2 separate regions of the Homo sapiens genome follow, and region 1 is linked to region 2. Evidence: chromatin contacts called from ENCODE POLR2A ChIA-PET data. All regions are on one chromosome and are shown on one strand. The core of a region is the stretch at or near the end of the contact, and the rest is flanking DNA. Distances in the headings are between cores, read along the strand shown.

What was found. ChIA-PET counts read pairs that join two places held with the same protein, here RNA polymerase II (POLR2A).
Region 1: POLR2A ChIA-PET joins it to region 2 with 10 read pairs in CD4-positive, alpha-beta T cell. The contact joins the enhancer-like site here to the promoter of AGPS in region 2. POLR2A ChIA-PET finds 5 or more read pairs at or near these places in 4 of 52 experiments (BJ, CD4-positive, alpha-beta T cell, CD4-positive, alpha-beta memory T cell and 1 more).

Annotation. Positions count from the first base shown.
Region 1 is chr2:177,308,704-177,311,403 of GRCh38, forward strand. It overlaps LOC100130691 (Putative uncharacterized protein FLJ44553), which reads right to left. Exons shown (of 9, transcript NR_026966.1): 7 at 2,530-2,625; 8 at 2,261-2,332. Among named protein-coding and RNA genes, the nearest start is that of MIR6512, 3.8 kb to the right of the region's middle. Within about 2 kb of position 1,433, at least 2 of the 41 ENCODE cell types and tissues checked have a DNase peak (open chromatin) inside an H3K27ac peak, as active enhancers do; they include CD4-positive, alpha-beta T cell, where a contact is called at or near this core.
Region 2 is chr2:177,391,508-177,394,207 of GRCh38, forward strand. AGPS (alkylglycerone phosphate synthase) reads left to right here and starts at 1,266. Exons shown (of 20, transcript NM_003659.4): 1 at 1,266-1,542. The coding sequence starts at 1,283. It overlaps LOC100130691 (Putative uncharacterized protein FLJ44553), which reads right to left and starts at 1,184. Exons shown (of 9, transcript NR_026966.1): 1 at 1,066-1,184. RefSeq lists silencers at 1,266-1,485, 2,694-2,700.

The DNA of each region.
Region 1 (2,700 bases), core at 183-2,682, 83 kb before region 2:
AAATCTATGGGTTAGTGACTGAAGGACTTAGGTTTCTTTCTAATTTAGTTAAATTCCATTAGATAAAATTGATAACTTGGACAAAATTTGCTTTTAAGATTTCGACGAAAGGGACTCTTGTGCTACTGTAGCTCCTTAGCCCATTCTGTCATCAGAACTTGTGCTGGGCATATAGCCAGTCTCTAGAAATATTTGCTTCATGAACTGAATATGAAGATTAACTAAGATGACTGGCATGCCTTGGTGTAATGGGTCTTTGCAAAGATGAATTCTTCAAGGTGATGACAAGAGGTTTGTCTAAGATTTGAGAAGCACAGTGAGTGTGCCAATGGATTATTAATGAGCACTCACACTTTTAAGAGTAGAGAGTCAATCCACAGCAAAAACTTCAGCACTACTGAGATATAAGGGCTTCGGGCATATTACCTAACCTCAATGTCCTCATTTATAAAATGTAAATAATAATAGCAACACTGTCATATAGGGTTATTATGAGGATTAAATGAGACAATGCACATGGAGTAATTAGAAGAGTGCCTGGCAAGTAGGAATTAGGGGAATGACTATGCAGATGCATTTATGCAGATGAACATAACTCAGAAACAATAGGGTAACTCAGAAATAATAGAAGGTCCTAGACATAAAGGGGCCATGGGACCCCTACAATGTATATGAATCTTGGCTGAATCATTGTGAACTAGTTAAGGACCAGCTAAGATACCTGCCCCATTCCAGAAGCCTTGGCACTGTGTAAGATCCTGCTACTATGTGGTATGAGTTGAAAATATATCGTAAAATGATTTTTCCTAACAGCCCAGAGATATGTGGCCATGGAACAGAAATTGGGTTGAATAATAAAAAAGTCATATTTCACAACCCACTTCAGCTATTATTATTATTAGGGAACCAAATGATATATCCAAATATCAAAGGAGAGAGCGGGGATAAGGCACAAAAGGGTTGAGAAGAATCTTGCTCTAGATATATTTTACTGTTCCAGTAGCCATGCCATAATTTCTAGAGGAGCCTATGGGGAAAAATCTGATTCTGAGGAAGGTAGGGAACTCGCTTGAAACCTCTTTTGTATAACTTTTTTTTTTTTTTTTTTGAGATGGAGTCTTGCTTTGTCACCCAGACTGGAGTGCAGTGGTGCGATCTCGGCTCACTGCAACCTCTACTTCCCAGGTTCAGCTTCCTGAGTAGCTGGGATCACAGGTGTTTTCCACCATGCCCAGCTAATTTTTTTTTTTTTTTGTATTTTAGTAGAGATGGGGCTTCACCATGTTGGCCAGGCTGATCTCAAACTCCTGACCTCAGGTGATCTGCCCACCTCGGCCTCCCAAAGTGCTGGGATTACGGGCATGAGCCACTACACCCGGCCTTGTATAACATCTTATATAAGATTGAGAAAACATCAGTTGCTCCACATGAAAAAAACACAGGAAGTGGTTGTGCCTGCAAGTGAGGAGAGGTAGGGTTATGAGCTTGTTTAACCTCTTAGGAGAAACAACTTTTCCTCAAGCCTTTTAGAACAATGCCTTGTACTTAATCACACGACCTTAGATTATGTGGTAAAACTATATTTCTTTAAAAGAATTCTAATATTCACATTTTCCCACCAGTTCTAACCCTGGTCTTCTTTTCATTTATTTGAAAGCAGATCTGGCCAGACGCGGTGGCTCACACCTGTAATCTCAGCACTTTGGGAGGCTAAGGCAAGTGGAGCACGAGGTCAGGAGATCGAGACCATCCTGGCCAACATGGTGAAACCCCATCTCTACTGAAAATACAAAAATTAGCCGGGCATGGTGGCTTGTGCCTGTAATCCCAGCTACTCGAGAGACTGAGGCGAGAGAATTGCTTGAACCCGGGAGGCAGAGGTTGCAGTGAGCCAAGATCCCACCACTGCACATCAGCCTGGGCGACAGAACCAGATTCTGTCTGAGAAAAAAAAAAAAAAAGAAAGAAAGCCAACCAATTCTTGCTGTAACTTCTGAAAAAGAACACAGTGCTGTGGCAGCAATAATGATGACATTCTTCCAAGGGGCAGGATAAGAAAGAGGCAAAACAGCTGCTGGAGGTGGATTTTTGGCATTAGGGAAGTGTGAAATGTGAAAAATCGCTATCACAGAAGATCAAAGGAGTTAAGAAAAACTCACAATTTAGAGCTACCTGTTTGTATTAGTCTGTTTTTATACCGCTATAAAGATACTACCTGAGACTGGGTAATTTATAAAGAAAAGAGATTTAATTGACTCACAGTTCCACATGTCTGGGGAGGCCTCAGGAAACTTACAATCATGGTGGAAGGTGAAGGGGAAGCAGGCACCTTCTTCACAAGGCAGCAGGAGGGAGGGAGAGAGAAGCAAAGTGGGAAGAGCTCCTTATAAAACCATCAGATCTATGAGAACTCACTCATTGTCATAAGAACAGCATGGGGGAACCTCCCCCATGATCCAATCACCTCCCACCAGGTCTCTCCCTCAACACCCGGGAATTACAATTCAAGATAAGAGGCCGGGCACTCACCTGTAATCCTAGCACTTTGGGAGGCCGAGGCGGGCAGATGGCCTGAGCTCAGGAGTTTGAGACCAGCCTGGGCAACATGGTGAAACCCCATCTCTACTAAAATACAAACAACAACAACAAAAATTAGCGGGCGTGGCAGCGTGTGCCTGTAGTCCCAGGTACTCAGGAGGC
Region 2 (2,700 bases), core at 16-2,515:
TTTCAATGGTTTGGTATCTCTTCGTATATAAATTTCAGAAGACATTCGGACCTCCTGTAAAGGCCAGGTAATACATATTTTGGGGCTTCTGGGACCACATAAGGTCTCTGTTGCATATTCTTTTAAAAAATTTCTTGTTTTCTTTTAACAACCCTTCTCAAATACAAAAACCATTAGCATGAGGGCTGTGTAAAAACAGGCCACAGACTAGAGCTGGCCCTCCAACAGCAATTTGCTTAGCCCTTAATTGAGAGTTTTTAACCAGTCTGGGCCTCTTTGGAAGTTCACTCTAAAGGCATAATCTCAATTTTAGAAGCTGGCAACACCCAAGAGAGCAATTGTTAGTCTCTAGTCCCATGGATGTGGTGTTCTTCAGATTCCTCTGCCAATATTTTTCTTGTTAGGAAAGCATGATGTGAAAGTGGTGACAGGATGGAGAATGACAATGGCCAGTGTATGTGAGTTTTTGTCTAAGCTAATTCTTATGCAAGACACCGGCTGAAACAGGTGAGGAGCACTTTTCACGTGCTATCTTCCAGAAATGAATTCAATCTGTAAATAACTGAGATGTCTTCACAGCTCTTGGGTAATTTTTGTCTGTAGCAATAAGAAACTTTATCTCTATTAAAGTTAGGAAGGGGTTAGGATCCAGTAATGAATGAAATGAGAACTTAAGTTGCAACTCAGTTTCTGTACTTACTTGTGATCTAGCATTAAACACAGTGCCAGGCACGAAATAGGTGGTGAGAAATAAGAAAATGATAGAGCTATTTGCTCTAATGGTTAGAGGCAATGATGGTCAGCTTTGAGTTACTTTGGTGACCCCGCAGGGAGGAAGAGCACAGGTGGAACATTAGAATCTCTTTCAGGAAAAGGATGCCGCTGGATCCATCAGGTCCAGTAGCACTGCCCATTTCTCCTGCTCCAAGGCATCTGCCCTCGAAAGCCCCCAGGCCACACCCGAGGACACCACCCAGGGTTCTAGGACACCTCGAGGGCGGACGTGGTTTGGCTCTCGGTCCAGCTGGACCGGGCTGGGCCAACCGGGAGTCAGCTCGAACTCACCTGCTTGGCAGGTGCGCGCTTCCCGAGGCGTGACAAGGGAGCGCCGGCGCGGTGGGTGGGGGGCAGAGAATGTGAAGCTCCAGACGCATGGCACCCGCCGCCAAGTCGCCGCGGTGGCTGCCGGGATGCGCCGCAGCGAATGGTCGCGCCGGGCGCCGCTCTGAGTGACCTTTCACCCGCGCCCAGCGGTTCCGGGCGGCAGCACAAGGCGGTAGCCATGGCGGAGGCGGCGGCTGCAGCGGGTGGGACTGGCTTGGGCGCGGGCGCGAGCTACGGGTCTGCAGCGGACCGGGACCGGGACCCGGACCCGGACCGCGCCGGGCGGAGGCTGCGGGTTCTCTCTGGCCATCTGCTGGGCCGGCCCCGGGAGGCTCTGAGTACCAATGAGTGCAAAGCGCGGAGAGCCGCGTCGGCGGCCACGGCAGCGCCCACGGCCACTCCCGCCGCGCAGGAGTCGGGCACCATCCCAAAGAAGCGGTGAGTAGCGGTATGTGGAAGGAGTTAGCGTCGAGGGACCAGGCCGGGCCTGTGCTGCAGGAGGGCACAGGCGAGGTGGGAAGGGAAGTGACACGGGTGGGCGGAAGGCATCCCGGTCCCTGAAAGTAGGGACCCACCTCTCTTTCGAGAGAGTGGACTAGACCCTGGATTCTGTCAGGAAGGGGGCGGGATGGGATGGTGGATTTTGGTCACTATGTGAGGGTAACAGGCTTGAAGAACTCTCGTTGGAGAAGGGTTTAAAGGATTCCTTTTTCCTGAGCTTTTAGTGCCAGGAATTCATTTTTTATCTTGAATTAATACTTTTGGTGCTGAGGTCTTGGAATGGGTAGCAGAGGTTCTATTTTTCTCCGAGGAGATATAAATTTGTACTAGATGATAGATCATAGGAATCTCTCTCATTCGCGAAAGCCTGCTGTGGGGGAAACTGGTGGTGCCCTGGAAAAAGGTGCTGACTGGTTTCTGTGGGGTAAGTTCCACTTGCTTAGGATCAAGATGTATTGACTTTGAGGGAGGAAACCGATGAATGGTAAGAAGCCATAAACTGCAAACACTAGCTAGTGGTTTAAGGTGTGGTGGTATAGCTACTGAGCTCTGTGTAACCAGAAGCTAAAAGACAAGAGTCTAACCGATGAGGGATGTTTGTAAGAGATCTTGACTTTCGATGTTTTTGGAGAAATCTTTTTTTTTTTTTTTGTATTTTTAGTAGAGACAGGGTTTCACCGTGTTAGCCAGGATGGTCTCGATCTCCTCAATCTCTGATGAAGGCTATTAGGAGAAGCTACTTTCTGACGTGTGGCTTTGTCACCGTGGATAAATGGATAAACCGAGAGTGAAAAAAATAAGTAGCTAATGTTTAAAGTGTACTTTTAAGTGTGCCAAAGTGTGCTAAATCCTTTGTTTCTTCCCAAGCTATGAGGTATGTGCGGTTTTCTCCCATTTTACAGATGAATAAATTAAGTCTGCTGGAGTCTTAGCAGATATGCTGTGTGACAGGTTAGAATTTGAAAGCACATCAAATTGACTTCATGGCCAAGTTCCTAAGCTATACTTGCTTCTGATGAATTAATTCAACATACATGAGTCTTTACAAAATACACACTGTACCAGCAATACAGAAATTTAAAAATACGGTATTTA